Linked DNA regions of Homo sapiens: regions 2 and 3 are each linked to region 1. Evidence: chromatin contacts called from ENCODE Hi-C or POLR2A ChIA-PET data. All regions are on one chromosome and are shown on one strand. Each heading gives the region's core, a stretch centred on a gene start or an enhancer-like site at or near the end of the contact. The rest is flanking DNA. Distances are from core to core; before and after follow the strand shown. Region 1 overlaps WWC2 (WW and C2 domain containing 2). Region 2 overlaps WWC2 (WW and C2 domain containing 2). Region 3 holds the start of WWC2-AS1 (WWC2 antisense RNA 1).

The links. Hi-C counts contacts between places; a loop is a spot of excess contacts on that map. ChIA-PET counts read pairs that join two places held with the same protein, here RNA polymerase II (POLR2A). Pooled maps may share reads with other maps.
Region 2: a loop to region 1 is called in a map of IMR-90, with 6 times the contacts of the local background. The contact joins two enhancer-like sites. A Hi-C loop is called at or near these places in 2 of 168 maps with a recorded cell type or tissue (HepG2 and IMR-90). POLR2A ChIA-PET finds 5 or more read pairs at or near these places in 5 of 52 experiments (CD4-positive, alpha-beta T cell, H1, T-cell and 2 more).
Region 3: a loop to region 1 is called in a map of PC-9, with 5 times the contacts of the local background. The contact joins the promoter of WWC2-AS1 here to the enhancer-like site in region 1. A Hi-C loop is called at or near these places in 4 of 168 maps with a recorded cell type or tissue (Calu3, PC-3, PC-9 and 1 more) and 1 of 50 pooled maps. POLR2A ChIA-PET finds 5 or more read pairs at or near these places in 6 of 52 experiments (A673, OCI-LY7, PC-3 and 2 more).

Annotation. Positions count from the first base shown.
Region 1 is chr4:183,199,211-183,202,166 of GRCh38, reverse strand. All of the region lies in intron 2 of WWC2 (WW and C2 domain containing 2), which reads right to left. Among named protein-coding and RNA genes, the nearest start is that of WWC2-AS1, 40 kb to the left of the region's middle. Within about 2 kb of position 1,511, at least 5 of the 41 ENCODE cell types and tissues checked have a DNase peak (open chromatin) inside an H3K27ac peak, as active enhancers do; they include PC-3, PC-9 and endothelial cell of umbilical vein, where a contact is called at or near this core.
Region 2 is chr4:183,164,129-183,167,084 of GRCh38, reverse strand. The region is part of intron 1 of WWC2 (WW and C2 domain containing 2); the gene reads right to left. Among named protein-coding and RNA genes, the nearest start is that of WWC2, 66 kb to the right of the region's middle. Within about 2 kb of position 1,449, at least 3 of the 41 ENCODE cell types and tissues checked have a DNase peak (open chromatin) inside an H3K27ac peak, as active enhancers do.
Region 3 is chr4:183,239,182-183,242,137 of GRCh38, reverse strand. It overlaps WWC2-AS1 (WWC2 antisense RNA 1), which reads left to right and starts at 1,504. Exons shown (of 2, transcript NR_126473.1): 1 at 1,504-1,614. WWC2 (WW and C2 domain containing 2) reads right to left here. Exons shown (of 23, transcript NM_024949.6): 5 at 1,876-1,955.

The DNA of each region.
Region 1 (2,956 bases), core at 262-2,761:
CCATTCCCATAACCCAGAGTCTGCCGAAATTATTCAACCTAGCCAATCCTAAACTTGCTCAGATTTGCCTACCCTGCCTCACTCATTCCTTCCCCAGGAAACCACAATACAGGCTCTGGGCCATGATTTCTCCTCTGCTCCTTCTGCCTTCCAACCAACCCAAGCGCTTCCCCACTATGTGGCCCAGAATGGTGTAGTATGCCCCCTTCCCTTGAGAACTATAATAAAACTTCTTTCAATGGCACTGACCTCTTCCCATCATCACTCAGTCACCTCTATAAATTAAATCCTGGGTATAATCAAAACAAGATGGGCCATGGGGCTGGCCACTATATGAACGTAAGAACCTGTTCCTGATAGATTAGAATAGAAATACTATCAATTTTCTGGAATGCCCAGGGGCATATACTGTCTTCAAAAAGCTTTGCCTGGTAATCTCAATCTTAATGCAGCCCAACGAAGTATTTCTGGTTGGCCCCAAGAGCTACAGCAAGTCAAAACCTAGAGAATAATCTGCTATATTTATTTGTTATTTGTTCGTTAATAAGTCAGAGGGCATCTGACTTGGCCCACAGGAATTTCCAGAGACCAGACTGGTTCTGTGGGTGTTTAACCTGGCCTCTAGGGATAAGGGATGACTCTAAGCTAAAGTGATTCAGGCTGTGAAGGCTGGGTCCTTTTGAGGCCAAGAGAAGCCCTGGGTGATCAACAAAATGGCCTGAGTCGGACGGGCACAGTGCAACCACTGCTTTAGACCTAGAGCTCTTGCCTCACACTCACTGGCTAAAGTTGAGCTTTCTCTAAAGTAGTATTTTAAACACTAATTTTAAAGATGTAAATATTTAAATATGCAGAAGATGTATATCTCACCTAACTGTGAAAAAAAACAAACAAACTGTATGCTAGAGCTGATGTCTAAACAAGAGATGTACAGGATGGACAGACCCTCCAGCCAAGAATCTTCAAGGACATCACCACCACAAGGCAGCCCAGCCATCTGGAGAATGTGGGAGATGGGCAGAGATCAGTCAATAAGAGTCCAAACTTCTCAGGTTCAAATATTCATTATAACTCAGGTCTCTGAATATCCTAATATTTAATACCTATATCTATTTCCAATATTTATATATGTGAGTGCAACCTGCCTCAAAGTACAGAATTCATCCTCTAACGAACATAAATGTGTGGTCTTCAAAAGTTTTCAGAACTGTAGATGACTCCCAATAATCCTCATCTCCTAGTAATTTATGCCTCTTGAGTATGCGCTAGATCTGATGGCTTGCTTCTAATGAACAGAACATAGAATAAGTGACAAGATATTACTTCTGAGATTAGGTTACAAAAGACTGTGCTGTTGTCCTGCTCACTCTCTCTCTCCCTGATTCTTCTTGGCTTTTTGGCTCTAACAAAGCAAGCTGCCCCGTTGTGAGCTGTCCTGTGGAGAGGCCCACGTGGCATGGAATGAGGGAGGCCTGTGGCCAGCAGCCAGCAAGGAAGTGAATCCTGCCAACAACCGTACGAGTGGCTTGGAAGCAAATCTTTCTCCAGTCAGCCTTGAGATGACTGCAGCCTGGCTGACACCTTGATTGCAAACTACCACAGAGACCTTGAGCCAGAGTATCCAGCTAAGTCTTGCCTAGATTCATGGCCCACAGAAACCATGAGATAATAAATATTATTTTAAACCACTAAGTTTTGGAACAATTTGTGACAATGAGATATATAATTAATAAACTAATAAAGAGATAATAAAAATTAAAAATGTATGTTAAAAATCTGAAATGTTCTTAAGTTATAATAATTATAAGATATGTACTCTCAGTTCTCTCTCAATCTTTTGAGGTTTCAGCCAATCATATTTCCCTCCATCTTGGGGACACGGTATATTTCAATAAAATACTTGTCACTGGCTAAAATGCCACGAAACACTGACTGACACTTAAATGAATAAAGGGCAATAATGATGATGATAATAAACTATCAGCATTTGTCTTGGATAGGTCAGGAAAAACACTCCAGTAGACTGGTTTAAACACCGCATATTACAAGAGAGTCAGTGGGAAGCATTCTCATTTCTGAAATACTGCACAATTCAAATATGAACTACAAAAGAGGGTTCCCAAAGCCACCTTAGAAGGCTTCATAAAGCAGGATGGTGCTTCATCTCCATCGTTGTATTTGCAGAATAGATTTGTGAAGATTATTTTTTAAATGTAAATACTCAAGTATATTACACAAATGTGGTATTTTTTATTAAGACCCAGTGGCCTTGGGAGCTCATGGCATTATAATATAATTTGCTGTTTTCTACTATATTAAAGAAGCAATATATAATACTGTCAAAATGCCCTGTACCTCAAGGGAATTCACATTCCATCAGTTTTATAGATGTGAAACTTTATAGGTAGAGAACACATGTGAATTACAAGAGCTTATCATGGAAGATAACATTAGATTCTTCAAAGAAGATTTTTTTTGTCTATAATGCATATTTCTGTTCTTCCTACTGTGCTTAGGAAGAATAAATCAAATGAATATAAGTAACTTTCCTTATCTTCCTTTTTATAAAGTATCTGCTATATTCATTTATTATTTGTTCGTTAATTTCTACAGACAATTATTGGCCATCTACTACAGGGTTTGGAAAAATAAGATAATCGGGCATGATCCCTCCTTCCAAGAAACTTACAAAATGTAGAAGAAATAGTGACATAGATGTACGCAGAACACAATTAATGCCTTGAGCGGAGAATGGCTATGTGCATGGCTAGTGTATGAGTGGCTAGTACCATGGCAGTTTAGAGACAAATGCGTTTCTTCTGGCTGAAAAGAGTACAGTTCCGTGGAACAGGCTTAATTAAAGAGGGCTTTGAAAGATTCCCGACAAAAGAACCTGGCCCGTTCCCTGCCCCAGTCAAAACCCCCGGTTACCCCAGTCACACCAGCCTTCAGCTGC
Region 2 (2,956 bases), core at 200-2,699, 35 kb after region 1:
ATGGTGGTTTGTCCTGATGTGAAATTTCCATGGTGCAAATGACAAATCCATATATGACGTCATACAGGCTGGGACAGAAACCATATTGCCCAGCCACATGGTGCCTTGGTATTAACTACATGTCTAAGCTCTGGTGCAAGACCTACAGAACTCTGTGCTTCCAATTTGTGAGGAGATAGTTCAAGAAGAGCATTGTTTCAACTTAGGAGAGCTTCAGCTCTCAGGACACAGAGCTGAGAGATTACCTTTTTATCCAATAAGGTTTTGACTACCCTGGATCCCAAAGTATTTGATCTTACCTTTCTTATGATATTGACTACCTTCTAGTTATATATTCTAGACACCTGAGGGTCCAGGGCTGTAATCACTGATCTTTGTATACTTCAGAGTACACAGAATAACACACATTATACATATTCAACAAATATTGGTTGAATTAATTTCAAAAACAAGTGAGTAAATGACTTGAGATTGTTCACCAACTGAAACAAGACTTCTCATGGCCCTGCTGAAGCATGTTTCAAATATACACGAACTCAGGCCTGCTTCACTCATGTATTCCAACTCCTTTATAGGCAAAAAATATCCTGTGAGATAGATTTAATGAGGCTCCACCTTACAAAACACTATGGCTCACAAAAGTGAAGAGCACTGTCCAGAATGAGCAGCCAAGGGATAGCCAGTTCTGAAATCGAGACATTCTGCCGACACAGGAGCACTGCAATGAACTTGACAGACATGACATTTATATAAAGAAAATATTTACAAGTTTGATGGCTATTCTCATCCCTGAATGCCACGGGCTACAGCAGACAAATACCCCAAATGCCTTACCCAATTCTATCAATTTCCCTGAAATCAAGGAAGAAAAAAAAAAGCTTTCAGTATCTGTGTCTTTTAGCCACTAGTACAGATAAACCTGGCTATATCTGGGGGAGGGAGTAACATAAATGAGAGAAAAAAAGAATGTAGGACAAAATTAGAAGTAGAAAGCTTTAACTTGTATGTTCTCATTACTAACACAAGATCTCAATTTATTACATTACAGGTAGATACTAACAGTATGATATCAGTGTGGCACTCTTCATCACAAGCACACATTAAAACACTGCTACATAAATGTATCAAGTTACTACTCTGGGGACTCCATAAATGAGACACTTTGTCATCTGGAATGTCTACCTGAAGACAGACTCTTTTACTATGACAGAAAGTCTTATGAATTAAACAAAAGCATTTTTTAAAAATCAAACACTTATTTTTTGTCCAAGTGTATTTCATCACACCACATTCAAATTCCACAATGTAAGATTTGGATGAAAAAGAAAAAGTTGCATTTGGTGCCAGTTTTTAAGGTTCTTTGATTACCTATATAGTTTCTACATTCTTTGTAACAGTAATTAAATGTAAGCCTCAACGGGCTTCAGTCCTATTTGCTATGAGTCTGAAGGCATGAGAAGTATGTAGCATTTATGTAACAGGAAATATCTAAAAGCATTCTGCTGAGATTTCCTTCCCCCACACCCCCTTCCACACCCATTCCTTAAACTGCCTTCAAAAGGCCTGCTGTGTTCTCTAAAAATTAAACATTAGTTACTAAAAGAAACAGTGTACCTATTCCTCAGCACATCTCCACTAAAGTTGTATTTAGCCTGGCTTAAACAGCTTCTCAAGCCTAGCACCTGACCCTTAATGCTCAAATATTTTAATGTCATAGAGGCCAAAGATGCTTTTCTGTTGTTATCAGGGTGGAATTTAGGAGGAAAGAAGAAGGCTTCCCAACTCAGCTTTCCACTCTCCACACACCAAACCCCAGTCAAGAGGCCCTTCCAAAGCCCTGACATGAATGTGTCCCTGACACTCCAAGTCAGAAGAGGCCCTTGTACCTCTTCTACCCTCTCTAATCCCGTACTCCCTGTCCTACCCTCAAACCAACTTTGCCCAACCATGATTTGAATTCCCATGGGCATTTACCCAGTAAATACAAGACTCTGAAACAAATGGAATGTGAAATGCACAGACCCAGGAATGTTTGTGTTATGCTAGAGGTAATGATTGTTAATCCAGCTCTTAAATGAGTCTAACATTTACTATTAGTTATTAGTACCTCTGCAGCAGTACTTATTACTATTAGTTATTATTAGTTATCAATACCTCTAGTTTACTAAATGCCTAAAATGTGCCTTTTCTACAGTATACCATTGGTCATTAAAAATCCTTATGGTAACCAGAATGTGGATGTCACTTAACTGGAGGCTGCCACATGGAATTGGTACCCAGACAACTATAATTTGCCTGGTCTCTTGAAAACATGTGCCCATGTCCTCAGAAGTCAAGCGCTGCCCAAGAATACCCACAAGGCCTGGCTCCAAGGAGCATCCTCCTAACAGGTGAGCCAAGTGGGCCTAAACCCAATCCATTCCAGGACCCATACCCACAGGAAAGGACCTACTTCTCTGCTGCTGGTTTCAAAGCCATTCATATCACAGGGTTTTTCTCCAACAGTGTGAACTGTCTAAAGAGCTTCCCAAAATTATTTTTAGCTTTTTTAAAAAAGGTAGGAATTCCTTAGTTCTAATTTTCTCTGCCTTTTGAAGATCAACTCCTAATCTCTTCTTTCTGTGCCACTACTTAAAATATATATATTAAAAATATATATAAAAATATATATATTATATATAATATATATGTATATATAATATATATATGTATATATAATATATATATGTATATATAATATATATATGTATATATATATATATATGTATATATAATATATATATGTATATATATATATATATATATATATATATATATATGCGCACACCAAATCACATAATGCAGGGGACACTGACCTACGTTAAGTCATAACATTTTCCAAGTAAAATATCACGGAGCTTAAGATCATGCAATCTTACTAAATGAAATTAGAGCAGAAGGTGAATCTCTTATATGG
Region 3 (2,956 bases), core at 255-2,754, 40 kb before region 1:
AAGATAAACAGGAGAGGTCTCTGATGTTAGATATCATATCTTTCTGCTCTCGGTTCAAGGGATTAGAATCATTCCAAGAGAATGCCTGAATTTCTACAACAAATGTCTATTGTTTTCTTGTGGAATGTTATTGACAGATTCTTAAACATGCCTTAGATTCCTATAAAAATTGCTTGCAAGCAAACTGCTTTGAAACAATACAGCATTGTTACATCAATATAACAAAGACAGCAAGTTTGGCTAACCTTTAATCCCAAATGGTGACGCGAGTTATAATTTCATGTGCCTTAAAAATGTGGAACATATGGCTAAACACGTTACGGCACTCTTCAAACTCTGTTTTCTCTCCCCACCCCCACCACGAAGCCCTGCTTTATGCTGATAAACAATTACTAAATAATGCATTTATGTCATTCTAGTTCTGCCTGGTTTATCGGGGAGCTCTGCAACCAGCTGAGGTTCTTACAACAGGGCTGGACTTGAGAAGCACTTGGGATCTCATAAAATATACCTGGCATAGAGACTAGAAACATTATTTTTCTAAGCACTCTCCAGATTATTCTAATATGCAGTCAGGTTTGAGAACCACTAGGATGGGAGCATCTGAAGGAGTATCAGGGTCATGATTCTATGCGGTAAGCAGGAAAAAAGGAGTCTGGATGATAACAGCACGTGTGAAATTAAAGTCATGCGTCTGACTGGTGGTCAAGAGCAGTGCCTGCGTATCCCAAGATATGACTAATCACCCAAACAAGAACAACCAGTTTGTTTATCTGGCCAGTGACACACAGGATCTTTAAAGGGGCTTGCTGCTTGGAGCATCCCAAATAAGAGCAGAAGGTAAAGTAAGATTCCACAGGGAAAAGGAACACAGCTGGGTACTTTCCACAGAGGTGGCGCCTGAGACCAGCTTGGCATTCCTGAGGTGCTACCACGGGAGATGCCGGGAAGAACACGAAACCTGCCTGAACACAAAACTGACCAGGGACATCCCTAAAAATACTGCACCGCACTTGGAGGCACCAAGCAGGAGGGAAGTTTTAACTCCTCTCCGTGGTCATGTGGCTGTGAAAACCATGGACTGCTTCTCTCCCATGAGAGGCCCTGTGGAGTGGAGACTGCAGGATTAGAAAGTCTCAGGTGTGCCTGTCACGGTTTGGATAGGCTGGGCCTCAGCAGCAGGGAGAACAGTGGCTTTCAGGGGCCGGGAATGCGGAAGGGATATCCTCATCCTGTGACCCTCTGTCACCTCCATTTCCACTTTACCTGGCCCAGCTTAGGGCTCTGCTAACGGCCCAGCCAACTTCAGTAGCAAACGGGAAAGGTAGAGGAACCAGGAAGTGAGGAGCGCACTCCCGCTCCTTTGCTAATAATCCTAACTTGCTCTTGCTCCCCTGCCATCTGTCAGGGTTAGACTCTAGGTCATCCCTGGGGCTGGCAGAGAGAGAGAGAGAGACAGACACGCCTCCACCCAAGGGCCCAGGGCAGCTGCAGGCTCACACAGGGGTCAAGTACAGCCAGCCCAGCCGAATGTGGAGAGGAATTTCTTGTGCCTAGTCTCTTAGCTCTGTACCACAATCTCAGAGGAGGCCAGCAAGGGTCCAGGAGATAAAGGTAAGACAAAGGCTTTTCACTTTGGTTTCTTTGGATCTCCAATGATTAATAAAAACTTTGGATCTTTTCAAGTGCATAGATCTTTCCCAAGTTTTTTTATCTGTTGGTTGATTGCTTTATTTTCTTTTGGTGTAGAGCTCTGAACTTTTTTACTTTACGTTTCTTTAAGAAATCGCTTATGTAATCTGTACTTCTATTTTCTTTGTATTCATACTAGTTAGGGAGCTTATTCTAAAGTTGATTCAGTCTTTTCATACTCACTGCTGCAATGTTTCAAAGCCTTGTTCTTTATAGAGCAGTTCCTGCTTCATCTGTGAGAGCTCTCTCTTTAGCTTTTTAACCTTTAAAGAGAAATCAACATAAACATTAATGTTTGCAGATAATTAGCAACACAGTCTACAGTTTTAAAAGATAATAAATTAGTAAACAAACACATAAACAAAGCCATGAGTTAAAGTAACATTTACTTTATCAGTTTCTCCTTCACATAAATTCTGTGGAAGGCATATTAATGATGTTTAAAACTATCAGTGATGTGTATTATTACTACTATTTACCTTCATTACCTTACTTAGCAACATTCTTATGAGCTGGACATCATCATTGTCTCCAACCAAAATGGGCAGAATAAGAACTCCAAGTCATGGCATCTCTATAAAAGTGTGTGTTTTTCCTTCATTCACTGTGCCAAGGGCCACTGCCCACCCCTCCGTTCCTCAGATGTCCTGGCAGTTCCTTCTGCCTGGAAAGCTCTCCCCAGATCTCCCGCAGTTGACTCCCTGTCCCTCCAATGCTAGCTGAAATGTTATCTTTTCAAATAGGACTTCTCTAGCCCCCCTGCCCCTGCCACGGCTCTGTTTTATTTAGACCAGAGTATTTTTCAGGAGCTGAAATTCTCCGTGTACACTGTCTGTCCTCCGTGGGAAAGTAAGCTGCAACCCACCAGCTGTATCCCAAGCATCTACAACCATGCCAAGCAAACAGCAGATGATCAATAAATATTTGTTGTCAAACTGATAAAATATATTTTTCCTGTTGTCAAATATATACTTTGGTAATAACAATTCTAAAATTGGACAGATCAGAAAAGCAGCACACGCCTGGTTTAGTCACAAACTAATAAAGGTCTTCTCACAAGGGTTAGAAACTTACTTCCATATATTAAGTTAGAGCCTTAAGTTTTTTTCTGTTGTTTGTTTGTTTTTTTTTTGAGACAGAGTCTTGCTCTGTCGACCAGGCTGGAGTGCGGTGGTGCAATCTCGGCTCACTGCAACTCCGCCTCCCGGGTTCAAGCGATTCTCATGCCTCAGCATCCAGAGTAGCTGGGATTACAGGCGCCCGC